Linked DNA regions of Homo sapiens: region 2 is linked to region 1. Evidence: chromatin loops called from intact Hi-C (ENCODE). Cell type or tissue: endothelial cell of umbilical vein. All regions are shown on one strand. Each heading gives the region's core, and the rest is flanking DNA. Links, peaks and the distances in the headings are about the cores only. Region 1 holds the start of LOC124904100 (a long non-coding RNA gene). Region 2 has its middle 210 kb from the start of KCNJ2.

What was found. A loop is a pair of places that touch in the nucleus more often than their neighbours do. Peaks named below come from ENCODE experiments on the same cell type or tissue, not always from the same donor. Only the 100,000 strongest peaks of a DNase experiment are listed, where the experiment ranks them.
Region 2: it touches region 1 in a loop (2.5-fold over the local background); 3 of 110 quality-filtered maps call a loop at or near these places.

The regions. Positions count from the first base shown.
Region 1 is chr17:70,427,996-70,439,836 of GRCh38, forward strand. It overlaps LOC124904100 (a long non-coding RNA gene), which reads left to right and starts at 11,707. Exons shown (of 2, transcript XR_007065977.1): 1 at 11,707-11,784. In endothelial cell of umbilical vein, for the core only: no CTCF peak of the experiment used is centred there; DNase peaks (open chromatin) are centred at 3,236 and 6,756.
Region 2 is chr17:70,372,074-70,383,914 of GRCh38, forward strand. No RefSeq gene overlaps it. Among named protein-coding and RNA genes, the nearest start is that of KCNJ2, 210 kb to the left of the region's middle. In endothelial cell of umbilical vein, for the core only: no CTCF peak of the experiment used is centred there; a DNase peak (open chromatin) is centred at 6,098.

The DNA.
Region 1 (11,841 bases), core at 2,540-10,539:
CAAAGATGATAAGACGACCATAGATTGCCTTATATCAAACAAGGAATTCCTTAAAGCAGAAGATGAGCCTAGCACCCTCAGGAACAGGTGCCCTCTTAAAGAAGGTGAACAGGATCATGGGTAGGCAGTGAGGAAGAAGGAAGATAGTGTGTCCGGCAAAATATCCTTGCTATTTTTATCAGTGAGCATTAAATTTAGTTTTCTGGAATTTATTAGAAGGAAAGAATACAAATAAAGCTGAAGGATTTGATAATTTCACATAATGATTTTTTTAGGACAAGAGTTACTCGTTTTTCAAAATGGAATTGTTATTTCTAATAAATAGAAACAACTCTAAGAGGCTGGGCCCTTTAATTTTATATTTTCAAGTTTTGTATGTTTACATTCTCTTTTATGATAATAATTCTACCAGTTTAAAATTTTTATGTCTAAATGTAATACTCATTAACAGCTTTTTATCATTCTTTAGTTATTTATGTGAATAATCACTTAATTGGCTGGATTACATCAATATATTATCCTTGTACCTTTGTATTGAATTCTCTTATGTATTATATTTCTAATGTTTTGAAATTTTGACTGATTTCCAGACAATATATGGGTTTATCTCCTTAAATTCTTCAAATAGGGCATGGCTGTTGTTCATGAACTCATTTCTTTCCCTCCCCAATAGCCCTCAATAATCCCACTCAAATAAATATAAATAGATGACACACACTGCTTGTCATACTTCTGTCATTCTGAAACCCTCCACAATTATGCTCCAAGACTGGATGTACTGATTTCTAGATGAGTATAAAAAGTGAGCTTCTGGCAGTGTGCTGATTCCTCAAAGAGTTAAAAACAGAACTATCATTCGACCCAATAATTTCATTACTGGGTACATATCCAAAGGAATATAAATCATTCTACTATAAAACTCATGCATGTGTATCTTCATTGCAGCAGTATTCACAATACAAAGACATGGAATAATCTGTGACATGGAATAAAAGTGATGAAATAATCTGTATAATAAACCCTTATGACATGAGTTTACCTATATTACAAACCTGCACATGTACCCCAAACCTAAAATAAAAGTTTTAAAAAGTTAGCTTTTGAACATAGATGTAAAAATCTTCAATAAAATATTGGCAAATCAAATTTCACAATATATAGAAATAAGTATAAATCATGACCAAGTGGGATGTATTTCAGATATGCAAAGCTGGTTCAACAATTTAAAATCCACTAATGTACCCCATCACATCAACAGGCTCAAGAAGGAAAAAAATCACATAATCATATCAGTAGCTGCATAAAACACACTTGATGAAATCTAACACCAATTCACAATAAAAACTCTAGGTAAACTAGTAATAGAGAGGAACTTTCTCAACTCAATAAAGAATATCCACAAAAATCCTATAGCTAACATCATATACAACTCAAAACATATGCATGTTCAGGGCAACACTCAGCAACACCTAGCAGGGAGTATATTTGCTGTGTGCCAGAAAACTGGGAAGAGATTTCACGGTTGGACCATCTGGGAAGATACAGAGTTCAGCCATAGTTATAGTAGAGACACCTTGGTGAACTCCCTGGGAATATACTTGAGGTCCCAGAAGAGCCATGTTTATGAGAAAGTACAGTTTTCTATATGTAAATTTAAAGCCAAAATTTCTCATCTTTTTTTTTTTTTCTTTTTGAGATGGATGGAGTCTTGGTCTGTTGTCCAGGCTGGAGTGCAGTGGTGCAATCTTGGCACGCTGCAACCTGCACCTCTCAGGTTCAAGCAATTCTCCCACCTCAGCTTCCTGAGTAGCTGGGATTACAGGTGCCTCCCACCATGCCAGGCTAATTTTTGTATTTTTAGTAGAGACGGGGTTTCACCATGTTGGCCAGGCTGGTCTTGAACTCCTGATCTCAGGTGATCCACCCACCTTGGCCTCTCAAATTGCTGGGATTACAGTTGTGAGCCACCACACCTAGCCTCTCATCTTTAGTAAAGTCTAAAACCAAGACATGACAGGTCAAGTTGACTCACTGGCAATCTAACTGCCAGCCAGAAAAAAAACTTGACAATAATTATAGGAAGATGACATAATACAGAACATCCATAATGTCCCACCTACAATATCCAACAATCAATTAAAAGTACTATATATGTGCAAAGAAGCAGCAAACAGTAATTAATAATCAAAAGACAAAATGGTCAATAGAAACAGGCTTAGTGATGATCCCATTACTGGCTGTGTGACTTTGGAAAGCTCTGAGCTTCAAGTTTCAACATAGAAAATACAGTTAAACGAGACTAAATCCTATAGATTTGCTGTAAGAATTAAATTCATTAATTGTATGTGGAAGTGAATTATCATGATGAAGTTTCCTATTATATGATTGCCACTAAGGAACCACACAGGAAGCAATAAAAAGGAAGAACAGATTCTGGTCTGACAGCAACTTATTTTAAAAATAACTCAGTTTTAGTTGTCATTTATTTTAAGAGAGACAATATAGTTTATTAATTAAGGGTCTTATAGTCAGAAAGAACTAGCTGTGAGCAGATTTCTGAATCTCTCTGACCATCACTTTTCTCAAATATAATTGAGAATTATAATGGTACCTGTCTTGAGGGTGTTGAGAGACTACTAGAGAGTAGAAGACATACAAGAGGTTAGCATAGTTCCTGAATAACTGAAGCCAGCAATGTGTAGACTGCTAACAGAAAGTTCAAGTGTTAAGAATCTAGACTGATAGAATTATAATGTTCCAATGACAAGCAGTAGTAAACCCCAATGAAATTCTGAAAGTAGATGACATATTTAAAAATGTACACCGACAAGCTTTTCTGACTAGGCAATAGGAGTAGTTGAAATAACTGGAGATGGTGACATTCGAAAATGAAGAATACAGGATGAGAAACATTTGGGAAACTTTTAGGTTGAAGAGGGATCAGATTTATTCTGTGCTGCTCTAAACACAGGTCTGGGACTGGTGCAAAACACTGTGGGGAGGCAGCTTTCATCTTAGTATTAGGAAGGACTTTTAAACAATTAGAGGAATCCAGTGATAACATGGTTTGATTTAAGAAGTAGTAATTGCCCTGTCTCCAGAAACTTTTAAGCAGATGTTGATTGATTCCTGCTCAGGGTCATTATGGAGGAAATTCCTGCACTGGGTAGGATGTTGGACTAGGTGGCCCCTATGTCCCTTCCAGCATATAAATATGTGGATATTCCATATATGGACTGTTTTTTCAGTTGTACTCAGTAGCTTTTTCTCCATGTGGATTAAATGGATATCAGTTCCTCATTATTTTGAGGTGAGTCAAAGGAAAATAGCATGTACAACAGCACAGCAGCCCAAACAGTTTATCATGCATCTTAAAAACACAAGTCAGTGAAGTAGGCAGTTTCAAAGGGGACCATATCATTGCCAGAGTGCTCCCAAGAAGCCAGCTGCTCCTGGAAAAATACATTACATTTCCCAGTTTGGCACCTGAGCCTTGCGATTGCTGTCCAAGGAGGTGAAGAAGAATGGGTTTATAGGCAGCCATAAATAACTAAGACACTGAAATTCTGAAAATGGGTCAATTTCTTCCCTATGATTCAAGACCCAAATGGGAGTGAGCTACTGTTCCAGCCTGAAAGGAAGAGAGCTTTAACTACCCATTTTCGAAAATCAAATGAAAGTAACTAAGAACTCTATTATTCAATCAAGTGTTCTGCAAAATTCTTCACAGTAAATCTTGAGTAGGTTTTTATCTTAAAGATATGGAGAGGAAGAAATAGAGATGCTTTGCGTGGGATTTCCAGGAATGTCAGTCAGCAAGAGGGACCATGCAGGCTATTTAGCCATGTCTGTATAGTCTGATGTTACATTTATGTTCCTCCCAAGGACAATGCAACATATGTGTGGAACTTGTTTGGAAACCTGCTCTTTTGGACAAAGAAATATCCATGACTCAGCCCCCTAAAACTCTTCCAGAATTTTGACATTCTAAAAATGCATCTTGTCCTCCATGTGGAATTTTGTCCTTCCTAAATTCATTCACTAAGTAATCTTTCATTGTGCCTACTATATTCTAGGTACTTTTATTAAGTGTTTAGTATTCAAAAATAAATAAGACCCCATCCCTGGCCTTTACAGATGCAAAAAGCAGTGCTCATCTCCAGTGGTCTTTTTTTTAAGTCCTATGATTAAATTTTAAAAAAATATATGACATACATACATACAACAAAAAGTTTGTTAAAGATAACACAGAGACCAATATATTTTTTTTTTTGAAATGGAGTCTGGCTCTGTCACCCAGGCTGGAGTGTAATGATGGGATCTCAGCTTACTGCAACTTCTGCCTCCTGGGTTCAAGTGATTCTCCTGCCTCAGGCTTCTGAGTGACTGGGATTACAGGCACACACCACCATGCCTGGCTAATTTTTGTATTTTTAGTATAGACAGAGTTTCACCATGTTGGTTAGACTGGTCTCAAACTCCTGACCTCGTGATCCACCTGCCTCAGCCTCCCAAAGTGCTGGGATTACAGGCGCGAGCCACCGTACCCGGCCAAGACCAATATGTTTTAAAATAACTCACAGCAGGATAATGTTTTCCTCCGTCTTCTCAAGGTAGATTGGAGCATCTATTCCAAAGAGCCATTCTTCCTCCCCTTCTGTGCCCATTTTCAGTCCTTAGATACTATTTTATAGACCTTCTGAATGCTATATCAAAATAAAGATAGGCTGAACTTTCTCCTTGCTTCAGGAAAATAACTCAGTCAGCCCAGCCACGCACCCGATATTCCTTCAAAATCCAGATAACAGAATTTAAGATTTTTAAATTCTTAAGCTATCACCTCCAAACTATCTTTGTTATAATCTGCAGGTGCTTGGAGAAAATTATTACTTAATGCAGAAGATACATGTAAACAGCAAAGAAAGAAATGATTAGTGGCACATATTCCATTTTCTTTAAGAACATGGTTTTTAAACATCCTATTTCCGTATAGAGAATTTGAAAATGCTACATATTGCCTGACCTCTCCATCAGAAATTGAGTCATTTGATATGGCAAGATCCTGTATGACTCTGCATATTTTCTCACTGTACCTGTATGTCTCCAGATTATTCTGATGTTTGTTCATCTGGTTTAGGAGCTATTTCTTTTCTTTTCTTTCTTTCTTTTCTTTTCTTTTTTTTTTTTTTGAGATGGAGTCTTGCTCTGTTGCCCAGGCTGGAATGCAGTGGTGCAATCTCAGCTCACTGCAACCTCCACCTCCCAGGTTCAAGTGATTCTCCTGCCTCAGCCTCCCAAGTATCTGGGATTACAGGCGCCCAATACCATGCCTGGCTAATTTTGGTATTTTTAGTAGAGTCGGGGTTTCACCATGTTGGCCAGGCTGGTTTCGAACTCCTGACCTCAGATGATCCACCAGCCTTGGCCTCCCAAAGTGCTGGGATTACAGGTGTGAGCCACGGTGCCTGGCCAGGAGCCATTTCTTAAGGCAGTGTTTATTAACCCTGGGTGCAAGTTAGAATGACATGGGAACTATTAGAAATTGTGACATCTAGGCTGCACCTCAAACTCCTTTGTGTACTGAACATTGCTGTATCCTTGCTACAATGGAACTGAGTATTATGACAGGGACCTTCTGGCATGTAAGGCCAAAGATACTTATTATCTGGCCTTTTACAGAAAATTTGTTGATCACTGATCAAGAAACCATAATAGTGAATCAAACCAAGGATGAATAGCTTTCTAAAACTACATATGTGTCTCTAATTTACCAAATCACGCACTCCACAATTCATAACTTATGGTGGGCAATTGTGGGGGGGCAGCAGGAAAAACTGTCTTCACCATTTTTCACTATTTGGTCTCTATAAGAAATCATTACCTGCCCCCTTCTGCCCTTTAAAAATCAGTAACTTGCAAAGGAATTGAGAAATTTTAAAAGTCTATAAGGTCAAACACAGCTCTCTTTCATTGAAAGGGATTAAAGAGCATAAAGTTACAGTTAAGAGGAGTAAAATTAGGGATCTATTGCACAGGATGGTAACCATTGTTAATAATAATGCAATGTATATTTCAAAATTAATGAAATAGTAGATATTAAAGATCATTCAAAAAGATAAGTAGGTGGGCTGATGGATATATTAATTAGATTTATTTAATCTTTTGATAATGTATACATATATCAAAATATCACATTGTACCCCATAGATGTATACAGCTATTTTTAGTCAATTAAACATTTAATAAAAATTTTAAGAGCTAGACTGCCCTATAGTACTGAGTATTTGAAATAATCTTTTGATTGCCTGTTTAGCATCACTGTTATCTGAAGCTGTTCTTTGCTTTTTGAATGTGCTAAGCTCTTTTCATACATTGGTTAAATATTATTGTAAGAAATATAATTTTTGAGTAGGTATTAAAACTGGAATCCCTTCTCGCAATTATAAGGGGAAAATCCATAGCAACAAAATAGCCTAAGTCTTTGTCTGTTAATTAAATGTAAGTTAATGGCTGTTTAGGAAAACAAAAAATGCCACCTGGGATAGAAAATTTAATTAGCTCCAAAAGAACATAAGTCAAAGACTTCTGCATTAGTTTTCTGTTGCTGCTGTCACAAATTACCACGAAGTTAGTGGCTTAAAACAACACAAAATTTATTACCGCATGGTTCTGCAGTCAGAGTCTGACATGGGTCTTACTAGGCTCAACTCAGGGTGTTGACAGGGCGGCATTTCCTTCTGGAAGCTATAGGGCAGGACCTGCTTCCTTGCCTTTTCAGCTTCTAGAAACAGTCTGCATGGCTTGATTCACAGACCCCTTCCTCCACCTTCAAAGAGCTCCTCATGTGACAATCACTGTGACCTTCCTTTCTGACTCTTTTCTACTTTTACAGACCCTTATGATTATGTTAGGCTTGCCCAGAGAATCCAGGATAATCTATTTTAAGATCAGCTGACTTGCCACCTTCAATCCATTTGCAACCTTAATTTCCGTTTGCCATGTAGTATGTATCCTACATATGTTACGATGTGTAGTATACTCACAGGTTTCAGGGATTAGGATATAAGCATCTTTGAGGGCCATTATTCTGACATCCACAAGTCCAATTGTAGTATTGGTCTGGGAGGGAATGAGTGGGTGTACCCCATCTGAAGACCATTCTCCTTTTTCTAAGAAATTCCCCATTGTCTGAATCTGGGTAAAAACCAGAACCCCAGTTCCCTTTCTAGAAACGCCACTCCTCTCACCCTTGACAGCTAGAGCACAAGCCAACCAGCTGCACCCACCCTGGACTTTGAATCTTGGCAGAGCACTTTAATTTTATGGGGATAAACATTATTCATGGTGACAGTGGTAATAGTTGCTGTGAGAATTGTGAGGTGTGTGGCAAAGGCAGCAGCACCAGGACTTTAGATGTGATGGGCTTTAGCATTTAATGGCGGCAGTACCAGAAGTGTGGTACCACCAAAAGTCACCTAACGAGAATGTTCTCGGGGTGACTGTGCCCATGCTTCTTCCACCTTGGGCAATACTCATATTTCTTGCCTACATTGATTGTCAGTCATTTTTGGCACCTGGTTCTCTAAGCTGTGAACTACCCATATCCCTGTAATTCATTTCTTTTCTTCTTAAATTGACCATAATCAGGTTCTGTGGATTGTAACCAAGAATCTTTATTGTAACCAAGAATATTCTTTTGAGTAAGATCCTTCAGGAAATTTTTATTTTCAATGGCTTGCTCTCTGTAAGAAAGCCTGATTTATAAATTAGGAAACTTGGAGTAAAGAACAAGTTGTCAGAATACTGGCACAGCTTCATTGGTCAAGTAGGAGCTAAGACAGCTGATAATCTGGTAGGAATGCCCTTTATGCAGATGACAGGGGAATCAATATAGAAGTCTTAGAACAATGGTAGAACTAGGCTTTGGTTGGGCAATCTTGATAACTGAGAAGGTAAATTTAGAATGTGAAATACAGCAGCAGAAGACTAGGGGAGAAAGATTACTTTTTTTAAAAAAATTATACTTTAAGTTCTGGGATACATGTGCAGAACATGCAGATTTGTTACATAGGTGTACATATGCCATGGTGGTTTGCTGCACCCATCAACCCTTCATCTACATTAGGTATTTCTCCTAATGCTATCCCTCCCCTAGCCCCCCATCCCCCGACAGGCCCAGGTGTGTGATGTTCCCCTCCCTGTATCCATGTGTTCTCATTGTTCAACTCCCACTTATGAGTGAGAACATGCAGTGTTTGGTTTTCTGTTCCTGGGTTAGTTTGCTGAGAATGATGGTTTCCAGCTTCATCCATGTCCCTGCAAAGGACATGAACTCATTTTTTTTTGGTATGGCTGCATAGTATTCCACAGTGTATATGTGCCACATTTTCTTTATCCAGTCTATCATTGATGGGCATTTGGGTTGGTTCCAAGTCTTTGCTGTTGTGAACAGTGCCGTAGTAAACATATGTGTGCATGTGTCTTTATAGTAGAGTGATTTATATTCCTTTGGGTATATACCCAGTAATGGGATTGCTGGGTCAAATGGTATTTCTGGTTCTAGATCCTTGAGGAATCACCACACTGTCTTCCACAATGGTTGAACTAATTTACACTCCCACCAACAGTGTAAAAGTGTTCCTGTTTCTCCACATCCTCTCTAGCATCTGTTGTTTCCTGACTTTTTAATGATCGCCATTCTAACTGGCATTAGATGATATCTCATTGTGGTTTTGATTTGCATTTCTCTATTGACCAGTGATGATGAGCTTTTTTTCATATGATTGTTGGCCGCATAAATGTCTTCTTTTGAGAAGTGTCTGTTCATAACCTTTGCCCACTTTTTGAGGTGGTTGGTTGTTTTTTTCTTGTAAATTTGTTAATATTCCTTGTAGATTATGTATATTAGCCCTTTGTCAGATGAGTAGGTTGCAAAAACTTTCTCCCATTCTGTAGGTTGCCTGTTCACTCTGATGCTAGTTTCTTTTGCTGTGCAGAAGCTCTTTAGTTTAATTAGATCCCATTTGTCAGTTTTGGCTTTTGTTGCCATTGCTTTTGGTGTTTTAGTCATGAAGTCTTTGCCCATGCCTATGTCTTGAACGGTATTGTCTAGTTATTATCTCACCCTAGATAATCAAGTCAGTCATAGGAAAGAAGCTGCATTTGGAAGCACAATAAGCAGAATTCAGCTACTTAGAGAAGGTGGCAAGCAGGCTTGAGATCACAACATTGCTCCAGTGCCAAAAGCAATTCAGGGGTTTCAAGGAAACCAGGGGACCAGACCCATCTCATTGCCTGAGCCAGCAGATTGGAAATGAAGAAGTTTGGGGGCACAGAAGAATCACTCACAGTCAAATAGATGCTGAGTAGATGCCAGATATATTAATTCTACTCCATTGGTAAACTGATGTTTGTACTCTAATTTTTGCAATCACTTTGAAATTGAGCTAAGTTGAGCCCCAGGTAGAAGGAGTCTTCTCTTTCATTTGGCCAGGGTTTGAGATGAAAGTGACTGATGTGCACCTTGCTTAATCAATATCTTGATAGTATTCTCATATGAAGATAATAGAAGCTGGGCAAAATGTTCTCAGTAGACTAGGAAACAAATCCTTTTAGCATGCAAGTTTTGTCCTCTTTTTGGAACACCATGCCAGGCCTGTCTTAGTACTTGAATACTCTTGGATTCAAGCAGGTTGAAGGCATTCTGAAAATATTCTGAATCTCACACACAGAGTTAATGTCAGATTTAGACAACAACAAGATAAAATGTATTGATATTAGGAGGGCAACAAAAAAGGACACTTAGATAACTGCAGCAGAGAAGCTATTAGTTTAGTAAACAAATTGGCTTTCAGTGGTGATTACGTCATAGCTCAACTTGAGTCTGATATAGTCGCATGGATAATAACATCGTAGCAGAAGATTCGTGTAACACTGGTGCATAATTTACTAGATCTTGACAGTGACTAGAGACCCACAAAACTCTCATTCCTCCCATGTATTCCTCAACCTCTACAAAGCAATGTTATTTTTTTCTGACCCCGTGGGATTCTCTGCCTTCTTTAGCATGGGTTTTCCCTGGTTGTGTTTTCAGGATACTCTGAAGGACGCGAACAATCGCATTATAACAGAAAGGACACAATCTTCATTCATGTTCCCATTAGGTTAAATGCACCTCAATTATGTTTCTTGTCCTCCTGTTGTTTGTTGTTATTACCCTTCCTGTATTTGTTCCCAGACACCTTAAAAACATGAGTCAGAATCACTTTTTAGGTGTTGGGAAGGTGGGTAAGAGGAAGGAGAGTTGGTAAGAGGGCACGGAGAATTCTGCCTTGTTTCCTGTGCTGCATTGATCAGACTTAAATGTTATCCCAGGATTTGTGCGTTAAATCTGTGGCAGTTGTATTTTCATTTGTGTATTTAATTGCTTCATGCATATGCATAATCTCCGGGAACACTATATTGTGATAACTCACTTTGAATGTCAAAGGACTTTTTAAAAGCCCTCAGTATCCCACCCTTTTGCTTAAGATGATTCCTTGGAAGTAGATTTATTATTTATACAATGAAAAAAAGATCAAAAAATTATTATTTACTAGGAATATATATGTGTCTTCTCCTAGTGGGTATGAGTGAGTGTGTGTGTGCATGTGCAAACATACACAGTGTTTACAGTGTATTAGCCAACCATGCAGCAACAGCCCTAATGATATGGAATTTTACAAGGAAGGTTATTTAATCTAGATTTTTACCATTATCTTGACTGGGAGCAGCAAACTTTTCCTGTAAAGGCCAGGTGGTAAATATTTTTGCTTTGTGGACCACATGCTGTCTGTGGCATGTAGTATAAAAGAAGTCATAGACAATAGGTAAATGAATGTATGTGTGTATGTTACAATAAAACTTTTTTTATTTTTTTTTCTTTATTTATTTTTTTTGCAAACACAGGTGCTTGGCCACGTTTGGACCACAACCTCTAGTTTCCCAACTGCAGAGCTTGATTCTTATACTCAGTTAGGGGTGTGACTCTCCAGGCATATACATGTAATAATTGGCAGAAGTTTTCTTTAAAATGAAGCTTTATTAAAAAAACAACAATAAGAAAAGGAAAAGCAAAATAACAGGTGGTTTTCAATTCACTGAAACCATCCTCTATGATAAGAATCACACATATTTATTAAAAATACATGACAAGGTACATAGAGCTGATTTCAGAATCTGTTTCCTTCTTTAAGTGACTGGAGCCAGCTCTTGAGCTGGGTGATAAAGAGTAGCTCTGGGACATTCAAGCTGTGTGACCCACATGCTTTGGAGAGCACAGTTTCTGGCATCAAGATAATTCTCATTGACCACAGATGCTTCTTAATATTTGCCGATTTATTGCTGAAACAAGTGCAGCAGATTAACATTATAGGACTGTGGTCTTTGGGAATACTCTCGTCTCTCTATTGGATCAGTGTTTATTTTCAGTGTTTATTTGTATTCTGAAGGTGAGTTGGATGGATATAGCAACTTTAGTTGGCAAATCTACTTTTTTCTTGAAAACAGAATTGAAAATAAAATCCTGTTATACAGAAACATTACATACCATGTCTAAGAGTATTAAACACTTCCCAAACCACACTCTCTCAGACACAAGTGGGAGCTTGGGAAGCTAATTTTAGTTACTGAATGTCCAGTATGTGTTATATCTCCTTTCCTAAGGACCCCTCAAGAAGAGAGAAGACCATCTAAGCCTTACTAATCAAAGGATGACCCATGGACCAGCAGCATCTACAGCATCAGGTAGCCTATTAGAAATGACAAATCTGAACAGGCTTCTCAAGGTTATTCATGTGCTCA
Region 2 (11,841 bases), core at 2,147-10,146, 56 kb before region 1:
ATAGGCAAAAGCACAGATATTAATACCTTAAAGACAGAAGTAAACCCTTAAATCACCTGCTGAGTATCACTGGAGATTTTTTTATTTGTTTTCTTATGCGTATATTAAATGACTAAGCATAATATTTTATTATTAAAATGTACATTATACATTCATTGTATCAGTTAATAAATAGAGTAAAAGTAAATCATAAATTTATTCTGTGGTTTAGTATTTATTATTTTAATTTGCATGTTACCTTGTATGGAATGATAAATACTATAGAATCTATCATTTTTCTCTTTTGTAAAGGCTTCCAGTTAAGTTAGCATATTAGAATTTTCTCTGTAGTTTCTGACACAATTCTCTGTCAGCATGGTTTAGCAATCATTAGCTGCAATTAACATAAAATAACTTGAGTCAGCTTGAGTAAAAATAGATAAATGGGTTGATCAAATAACACAGTGGTAGAGTTAGCAGTGTTGGGCCTCAGCAAAGGACATAATACTAGAAATATCTCAAGACTCTGTGTCTTCAATCTGTTCTTTCTCGGAGTCGGCTTCTCTCTCTCTCATTCTAACTCTTTCTCTGTCTTTCTCCCCCAAACCAGGTTTGCTTTTTCTCCTCTTGCTCCTTCCTTATTATAATTCCAGCTCTCTTTCCTAATGCTATCTCCTAGTTGCAATTCCAAATTCCATGCAAAGAGAAATGGACTGGCCCAGCTAGGGTAAGAGGTTGCAAATGGTCCAATCAATTACAGCCAGGTCACATAGGCCAGCATCATCAATGAAGGGTCACTTCGTAGGAAAAAGGGACATTTACAGAGAAAAGAAACTTTAGAGTAACCCAGGAAGACAAGCATCTTTATGCCCTCCCATTCGTTCATGGTTTCTGAACTCAACCAACTGTTTATTTAAATAGTGTCCTGCTTTAAATATGTTTTACTGCCTGTCATTTAAAGTTGTTTTTGAAAATACATGGGCTATAAACTTATTAAAGGCGAAGGTCAGATGGGATCATCTCAGATTTGAAGCTAGAAAACTTGAGAACAAGACCTAAAATGGAAGACAGTGAGACAGGCGAACACAATTTTACTGTTGCTGACTTAATGGTCTCTCCTTAAACTCATTATCTTCTTCACTCTCCCTGTCCCTGCTCACCCAGCCATGAATATTAAAATTATATTTCATTATAAAATTCTATATTTTATGCTAAAGAATATTCCAATAATTTCTAAAAGTAGAAGTGAAAAAAAAAGCTATCCATAGCTTTCCATCAAAACAAGCAACAAAGCTGTCATATCTTCCATCTAGTGGAACATCTAATGGCAGTCAAGTTAGTCAATCCCATTTCTAGGTATATACCCAAAGGGAAATAAATCATTGTACCAAAAAGACACCTGCACTCCTTTGTTTATTGCATCACTATTCACAATAGCAAAGACATGGAATCAACCGAGTTAGCCATCAACAGTGGACCAGATAAAGAAAATGTAGTACATATACACCATGGAATACTATGCAGTCCTGAAAAAGAGCAAAATCATGTCCTTTGCAGCAATATGAATGCAGCTGGAGGTCATTATCCTAAGCAAATTAAAGCAGAAAAAGAAAATCAAATACTGTATGTTCTCATATTATACTGTATGTTCTCACTTATAAGTGGAAGCTAAACATTGGGTACACAAAGACACAGAGATGAGAATAATAAACTCTGGGGATTTTTAAAGTGGGGAGGCAGGGAGTGGAGAAAGGGTTGAAAAACTACCTGTTTGGTGTAATGTTCACAACTTGGAGGATGGGATCATTGTTAAGTCCAAACCTCAGCATCATGCAATATACCCATATAACAAACCTGCACATATACCCCCTGAATCTAAAATAAAATAAAATAAACAAAACTAAAATAAAAAAAAAAAACAGTCGATCCAGGCATTCCTTGCTGGAGTCAGAGCTGCCGTAGCTGAGCTAATCTAGTACCAGACAAGGTCCTAATCTGGTATTGTTTTCTCTGTAGGGTTCCATTCCCTCTTTAAATGTGGCTACAGGAGTCTCTTCTATTGTCAATTCTTAGCTTCCTCTGCAGATTTTTGTTCCTCCTGTCTTTCCAAGATTATTTGATTTCATATTTCCTTTGATAGGATTGCATACAGTAGTTAAGTTTCAGCCCTGCATGTGGTGTCACCATTGAGACAATTTAGTTCTCTAAGAGGAGGCAGGAGGATATTTACATTTTGGGTGTTGTATTTCATGCTAATTTCCAGATAGTTCTAATATTTATTTATTATTTGTATTTGTTTTAATGCAATTTGTGCAGACTTTTCCAATTCTTCATTCTATTACACTAATCAGATTCTATACATGCTACCTCTGTTTTCACATCTGTAAAATTTAAACATAAACCTCAGCATCTCTCCCCCAATATTCTCCAAATAGTTCATTTATATAAAGCGTAGTAAGGTAGAACTTGACAAATATTTTCCTTGGCCGATGAAGGAAAGGACTTACATTATACTTCCTGTTTCTACTGCTTCAAAATTTTCCATCACATTAGTTTTTCTCATTCTCTTTGCCATTCAGGAGTTCTTTTTTTTCCTTCGACCTCACCCCAGGCAATAGCCAGGTTATCGGTTGTCCTCTTTCTAGCAATTATTCCTATCTCCATCTCTTTCGCCTTTCCTGTTCAGAGCAATTTAATTAGATTTATTGTAAATATACTTTCCCAGAACACAACCCTTTAGTTACCGTTACTTAGAAAAAAATGGAGAAAAATAAATTTTTAAAAAATTGTATTACCTATGGCTTTCGGGAACTCTATTTCAATGGCTGATTGATATTAATCATATTGAGTTATTATGGTTTATTTAAATCCCATATTACCTCTCATTTAAAATGGTTTCCTTTTGTTCCCTACAATGATTAATGCTAAAATAAACATATTTTGCATAAAGTCTTCTCTGTAGCTTTTGATTTTTTTGTCTTATCAGAAATGTATGTGTTGGATCAAAGCTGTGAGACTTTTTAATGAAAAAAATGCCAATAATATTTCACCTACTTATGATTTCATCAGAAAATGCATGAAAGTGTCTACTTTATCACACCTAGTCATATAGGGGTATTATGATTTTTCAAAAAAGTGTTAAACAATAAATTAATATGTCTTTAAAAAATTTGCACATCTACTTTTAACAAGTCATGTTGGATAATTGTTTACTAGTTATATTTCTGAATTGTGAATTTTATAATTTTATATTTATGTTTTGAATAAATAATAAGGGATTGTATTATGCTGTGATAAGCAGTAACCACTAAATATCAGTGCCTTAACTCGTTAACATTTAATTTTCATTTATGTAAACCCATGTGAGATCTAACTGCTCTCTTGGGCACTTCCTTCAGGTAGGAGTACAGAACTGCCTGTCTCCAACTACTTGCAGCTCTGTCACTTGGAACACATGGCTTCCAGGGTTGCTATGTCAGGGGAAGAGAGGGTCTCATGCTGACTTCTCAAGGCCTCAGCCTGGAGGGAACGCACCTGTCTTCCTCTTGCAATCCATTGGTCAGAACTAGTCATGTGGTTCACCTAAATCCAAAACCACAGGGAGAGAGGGGAACTGGGTATTCCTGAGCAACAGCAAACCCTGCCACACACATATTCTTCACTGTTTACTAATAGCCAATTTACAGTGTAACAGCTCTTTGTATAAAAACAGTTTCTGACTCTCCTTTGCTACAGACTTTTTTTGTTTGCTATTTGCCTTTTAATGTGTCTTCTATTCTGAATTTGCAAAGAGAGCTTTCTGTTACAAGTACTGAAAACACCCAGGAAGATTCAAGAAGTGTCATTATATTATTTGTGTTAAAAATACGTCAGAGAAAGGCATGTCAATCTTCAAGTAATTGTTTCTCTAAAGAACTCTATGAGTTAAGTCCTGAAGCAGGTAACTTAGAGAGCGTGAAGGAAGATAAGTGCCTACAATGAACACTATTAGATCAACTGGTTTACATAAGAAATGGGCTACTTGACTTGAAATGAGAGGTTCAGGTACTTATTTTTTCTAGTGGTTCTAGAACTTGTCTTGCTTTCATTATGGTTAACATTTTTCCCAGAAGATCATTTGGATTCTGTCTTCTCGGAAGAAGCGCACCCACACAAGTGAATTAAAATCTAAGCTAAATTCAGCTTTGTTCAAATGTGCCTCCACCTAGTATCTCTCCTCTGTTCCCCATCCTCCATTCCACCCACAGCCCTAGGAAGAAAGGAAGACAGTATGAATTTATTCATGCTTAAAACTAAATTGAGCTATAAAATCTGTTTATTTCCTTGACATCTCTACTAACTACTAAGACTATGAGGGTTGCATTTAAACATGAACATTTATTAAAACTCTTTAATAGCCATGTCTCTGTGATCCACCCCAAGTGAGGCAAAAATTTTGATGTAAACTTTATTTTTGTAGCCTACAGACAAACTTTGCTATTTCCTCATGCTTTTCCTTTATTCCTCTTTCCTAGTTTCTTGCAACAAATGTTTCATTATTTTAACAGTTGTCATCTTCCTGCAAAGTTCATTATGCAGGTCAAAATCACATGCCATTTTTTAATGAAAACAGCAATTCAGCTTAGCCCAGTGCATTTCTTCTGGGTTATTTGACTGCAGATTTTTGACCTAGAAATGTTTTAATTAATTTGAATTTTGATTGAACTCTTTGTTTCTGAAATTGCTTTTCTGTACTTCTTTATGTAATCTTTCCCTTGATTTCCATTACCTTTGCTGTTTCATTTGCTTTTCATTTTATTTTTATTTGATTTTATACTGTGTTAAAGCAATCAAGGATAAAACATCTCTACCCTTCTTCCAAATGCAGCTTATCACTAATTCAGTTTTGCTAAGAAATGATTGTTAAATAGGAAAAAAGGAATAAAATCTCAACAAGGTAATGACTCATACCAGTTAGTACAAACTTTTAACCAGCAGAGTAAGCTGATTAAAATCCGAGTTGTTATCTACTAGTAGGAGGTGTAGGTAGGAAGATGGCAGTTTCCCTAATGAAATGGAATTTATTAAGTACCTGAATATTATAGAGTCTGTTCTATTGAAACATGCTGTATACATTCATAACATTAAAAGAAAAATGCCGGCCGGGTGCGGTGGCTCATGCCAGTAGTCCCAGCTACTTGGGAGGCTGAGGCAGGAGAATGGCGTGAACCCGGGAGGTGTAGCTTGCAGTGAGCTGAGATCGTGCCACTGCACTCCAGCCTAGGCGACAGAGCCAGACTCCATCTCAAAAAAAAAAAAAAAAAAAAAAAAAAAAAAAAAAAATGCTGGGCACGGTGCCTCACGCCTGTAATCCCAGCCCTCTGGGAGGCCGAGGCGGGTGGATCACGAGGTCAGGAGATCGAGACCATCCTGGCTAACATGGTGAAACCCCGTCCCTACTAAAAATACAAAAAATTAGCCGGGCTTGGTGGCGGGCGCCTGTAGTCCCAGCTACTCGAGAGGCTGAGGCAGGAGAATCGTGTGAACCTGGGAGGCGGAGCTTGCAGTGAGCAGAGATCGCGCCACTACACTCCAGCCTGGGCGACAAAGCGAGACTCCATCTCAAAAAAAAAAAAAAAAAAAAAAAAAAAGCCTGACGCTGTTATAACTGATGAAAATCAAAGCTACATTTCAAGAGCCTAACAAGACAAACAGAAGTGGGATGGAAGATTGTCAGGTACATTCATTTCAGCCTGCAGAAATGGGATCCTTGCCCTGTAAAGCAAGTTATGAGTATGCATGAGAGGTTTTATTACAAATTGCTCTTTTTCTAGGGGTGTAAAAACGCTGAAGAATGTAGCAGATTAGGTGATCCTCATTGTCATTAATTCAGTAGTAATAGGTAAAGCATTTATTGTGAAGGACATCACCAGATAGCATAAGTGCGACCTTTATCTAAATTGGATAACACCATTCTAAAAAGATAGATCGTGGACTTCCTTGAAGTTTATGAGAGTATTTTACATAGATTAGTTTTAGGAAGCTCATTAAGATCTAGGATCCTAGAAGGAAGAGTTAGAATACTGAAGTCTGTAAGCTTGCCAAATTCCTAAGTGTTTTTAGCTCTTTGGTGGCAGAGGGAAGAGAGTTTTGTTCACAAACATATGGCCAAAGTTGATAAGATCTAATTATATGTTTGCAGCTGTTTCAAATCTGTAAATATCTGAAGTTGGTCAACATTATCAACACATGACAAAGGCAGTATAAATAAAGGAAATTAGCTAAAAACTGAAACAACAACAACAATCCCTTTTGAAGGGAGGAAATTAGGAGCTGAGTTCTCTAAGTGTGACTTAAACAGGATAAAGAACAGAGCAACAATGCTGTACATACATAAAAAGTTTGCACCTCATTAACAAGCATTCTGGAACCAATTTGTGTGTATAGGAAGACCTCTGACAAAAATTCTCAACAGTTTGAGTACAGTTTTAACAAACACAGTATCAGCTGTATTAAAGGACTACTTTGATTATTTATATAATACTTACAAATACAATTAAAGGTTTGTAACAGACTCATTGAGTGGTTTAAAAAAATAACCTTAATATAAAGATTTACATCTGTCGGGTGAAAGACTATATTCAGCCCTAATAAAATCTGGCTAAATAAGCAGGAATGATGTATTATACATGGGATTATCCATTTTCCAAAACAAAATAACAACAAAAAATCATATTAAGAATACAAAAAGTTACAAATAAGGGGCAACTTGTGTGTTTAAGTGCAAGACTATGAATGGGAAAAGTGGAGGGAATAATGGATATTATGATTCAAATATTAAAATAAATTTTAAACAGGTAAATTAAACAGTTTTATTTTTAATTATGAGAAAAAATAGAGAAGCATACATTTTTACATTTTTTCTCTTCCCTTAAAGTCTCCTACTGAAATCTGTTATGTCTGAAACAAAATATACAATACATTTACCAAATAAAGGTAATCATTCTGTCATACGAAAATAATTACTGTTGTAAGTTGAATGCCTGTTATTCATTTATGTATGTATATATGCATATGTGTGTGTACATGTACACACACCCCCATACACATCTTTTCCTTTTAGGAGGCCACAAGATGCAACAATTTGTTATGTACAAAAGGGAGAGAAGTAATGTTCTGGATTGATTCAGACAACTGGACTGATAAATCAGTTCTCTGAGTATTTGTGGGTTTACCATCCATCAAATGGAACATGTGTTTTACCAAGGCCACTTACCACTTCATGCTAATTAGATTTAATTGGTGTGTCATTGTCAATACAATTGGCTAGTGCGATGTTCTACAAAATGTCAAGATGGTGAAGGTCATTGAGGATGGTATCACAGAGAATGGAATCACCATGGGAATTGAGAAAAACATATTTACCAAATTGGAAGCTGGATACCAAGTGTTTATTGTGCTAAAAGAAAAACTGTTGATAAATTAAATGTAACAGAGTTTAACTGAGCAAAATACAGCTCACCATCAGAATAGGTACAGAGAGACTCTGGGGCTGCCACATGGTCCGGTAACGCTTGTGGACAGAAAAAGGAGGTGAGACACAGAAACAGCTGGATTGGTTACAGATCAGAGTCTGCCTTATTTGAAAATGGTTTGAACAGTCAGCCACCTGTGATTGGCTGAAACTCAGCTTCTGTGACTGACTGGAACTTGGCTACTGGTTATAAGAATGGGATACAGTATATTTCCACCTCCCATTAGGTTACAGTTCACTGTGTATGGAGAAACCTTTAGGCCAAATGTAAAATATATAAGGAGACAGCATTAGGCTAAACTTTACAATTCTCCCATTTGGTCAACTTCCCAAAATTTTGGTCAAAATTGAGAAATTGACCAAAACTTCAGGCATTGATGTCAATCTGTCACCATTATAAATTGACTTATTTGCTTTCAAATCTCACTGGAAAATAGCAGAGCAGTGGATTTTGTGAGGTGGGAACAAGGAAATGAAACAACTAAAAAAACTCGATTGGTTAACATCAGATTACTTCAGGTTACTTTTCTGGTAAGGGTTATAGCAGACAGGACTTCCTTATTATGCTGGAATTTCCTGATTTTAGGAGAAAAAAGAATGGTTTGTTATGGGATCTATCTTCTTTCTTAAAGTTTCCATTTGATGATGTCACATTTAGCATGAATGACTCCATTTTGATTTGGTCTGTTCTGTTGGGGCCTAGTGCATGAGCTCAGTCCAAAGCAATGGCCTCCCGTCATTTTATTTAACAATTTCCCCCTTTTGGTCACGTTCTTACATAGATGAGAGTGTGACCAAAGTTTGGGGCTTTAGTGCTATTCTCAGTTACCATCATTTTAAGTTTTCAGTCTCAACACACTATTCAAAGCTTATGGTATCTTCATGATCATGCATGCATTTTTAGTGACAATAACCCGTCTATTTCACTTGATTAAATTAGTGTTAGCCCATTTTACTCCTACATAAGCCATTTGGTTTCTGCAAGGGTTATACTGCTGAATTGAATTGGAATATAATGGGACCACCAACTCTGTCTCATTAAGTCCTCGAGGGTAGTGCTAATACTGCTTCCAATTTACTATCTCAGCTGAGGAGAAAAAGCAGTTTCAGGGACATCCAATTGATATTTCCTACTATAATGACTCTTACTTTATGAGTTAAGGATTCTACCAGCACCTGAATATATCCATCCTAAATATACATCTGAGGACAGAGGAAACAACTACTGGATGAGTCTGCTGAGCCATGTGATCCACTGATCCACTGATGGACCGAAGACCAAATTTATTCTGGCCTCCATAAGCTTTCACTCTAACAAGGACTGTGCTGGGTGTTTATTTCATTTCATTTCATTTCATTTCATTTCATACAGGGTCTCACTCTGTCTCCAAGGCTGGAATGCAGTGGCATGATCACAGTTCACTGCAGCCTCAACCTCCTAGGCTCAAGAAATCCTCCCACCTCAGCTTCCCAACTAGCTGGGACTACAGGTGCATGCCACCATGCCCAGGTACTTTTTTTTTCTTAATAGAGACGAGGTCTCACTACGTTGCCCAGGCTGGTCTTAAACTCCTGAGCTCAAGCAATCTCCCAGCTTGACCTCCCAAAGTTCTGTAATTACAGGCATCAGCCACCATGCCTGGCCTTGTGATGGAGTTTTGACTCTTCCATTACTAAGGTTAGTTCAAGCCTGGCAACCAACATCCTTCACAAAATCTAAAATTTTTCTTCATTAAGGGGACCAATCAATGGGTGCAATGTTTGTGAATTCATTTGATATGGAAACATTATAGTGACCTTCCATTTATTAGTTTCTGATTTTTTTTCTGGTGATATAATTTATCATCAGCTGCCCACCTATCTCATCCTGGAACACTGACCTATTAGTCATTACCATAGATACCTTTGGCTCAGGGTAATGTGATTGCCACTTTGTCCTCATTATCATTGTACTGATCACATCCACCTGGCCTCTATTAGCAGTGCAGCCCCAAAGAGGTCAGATTTCTAGCATTCCCTCCTTCCAGTTCTGGAAAGAAGCCATCCATCCCAGCAATCACCTTAAAGATACCAGGGATCCCTTTTTCGTGCATTCTCTAATGACTCAGTAAAGAGAATGTCCTTTGGGCTCCCCCTGGGGACATAGTCACGTGGTGAACACTCTCCTCTCACCTAATAAATATATTTTAACATACCCGTACTCTAAGGAGCTTTTTGACCCCTTCTTCTGCCAAAGTCACAGTGGCATATCCATCTCATTTACCTTTGATCTTTCCAATGTCCAAGCTTCAAGGAGACATTCTGGCAGCCAGAATATACTCCTCTGGCTTTATATATATATGTATATATATGTGTGTGTGTATATATATATGTATATATGTGTGTGTGTATATACATGTATATATATGTGTGTATAAATATATATGTATATATGTATATGTATATATTTATATATGTATATGTGTGTATATGTATATACGTATATGTGTGTATACGTATATACGCGTATACGTGTATATACGTATATACGCGTATATGTGTATATACGTATATATGCGTATATATATATGTTTGGAGACGGAGTTTTGCTCTTGTTGCCCAGGCTGGAGTGCAATGGCGCAATCTCGGCTCACTGCAATCTCTGCCTCCAGGGTTCAAGCAATTCTCCTGCCTCAGCCTCCCAAGTAGGTGGGATTACAGTCACGTGCCACCATGCTCGGCTAATTTTGTATTTTTAGTAGAGATGGGCTTCCTCCATGTTGGTCAGGCTGGTCTCAAACTCCTGACCTCAGGTGATCCACCCACCTTGGCCTCCGAAAGCGCTGGGATTATAGGCGTGAGCCACCGCACCTGGCTCCTCTGGCTATTTTTGCCAGGATTTTAAACTAAAAGTGTCAGGAGAATGCTTTAATAAGTTATCTCTTGTCCAGCCTTACATTCTGCCAATGTCTCAATCTAACATCCTTCCACTCCTATGTATGCTCTCCTGGACCAGGTGAGCCAGGTCCTGTCATTCTTTTGTTGTATACTGCATTTCCTTCTAGAGTAGGGATTGTATCTCCCTCCTCAGTCTATGCTAAGACCTGACTCTAATTATTGGAGGCCATGGATAAAGGTGAGAAAAGGCTTTATGACCTTACATGACCTCACTCTAGGTGTGGTCTTTGCATTGTCTCCAGGCAAGGGGAGGCTGCTGTCTTCTACAAAAGGGGAAGGAGCTGTTTTAACTGCCTGGGAGAGTTCGGGAGAATCTGGGAAATCATGATTCTCCCACTCCTAGAGCCAAGCGAGATTTCAGAGCCCCACTCTTTTCCTTACATGAACCTGACCTTATCAGAGAGGACTTGGCAAGTCTGTGTTTTCATTCTCCTTGTAGTTCTATTACCCTTTCAGTGAAGTCCTGGACTGAGTTCTTAAATTTTTAATCATAGTCAGCCCTAAAGTATAATTGTCTACGTGATGTTCAATTCCATTAGCTACTGCATAACCTAACACTTTACTCTCCAAGTGTACCTCATATTAATCTGCTTGTGGAAGGCAGGGTAACTGCTTAATCCTTACAAGTAATGACACATCATATGCTGGTTGGCCAGGTCTGGAAAAATGGTTTCCTAAGGGAACTCAGGCTGGAAGGGGTGTCATAGCCTAGTCCCACCTGATTGCATGGGCTGAGAATTACGGAATGGTGATATATCAAAAGAAGGAAGAAACCATTATTGGCAGGTAAAAGAGTATAGCTGTCTTCCACACTGAATGATTGAGATACTATTGCACACAAGAAAGGAGTCAGAGTAAAAAGAAGTTTTAAGTTTCGATGGGTCTGACCATTTAAAAATGTTGAAGTCATTGCGAAGACAGACAATGCTGAAGCTATCAAGGAAATAAAAATGAGGCCAAATAGATTTATACCTAATTAAATATGAGTTGAAATAGAAAAAAGCATAAACAAGCCTTTTACTAACTGAACCAACTTAACCACATGAGGAGAGTTCATAATAGAAGATTTAGATGAATATTTCCTGTTATAAAAGGATTTTATGTAATTATTAACTGAATTCCCATTAATAGTTACCTAAGTTTATGGGTTGAATAATGAGTTGGCTTGCATTCTCTCATTTAGCAATAAACAGTAAACAAAACAAACACACAATAAAACAAAACAACAGATGTGTTTGAACACCTGCTAAACTGTACTAGCTGCTGAGGAATCAAGCTCCCATATTCATTCTAGGAGGGGAACACAGAATATTAAGAATTTAAATAGCAGTTGAGATAAATGCTAAGGAGAAAAATGAAGCAGCATAAAGGAAATAGAGATGTCAGGGAGGCTTCTGTTTTATCAGTGAAGA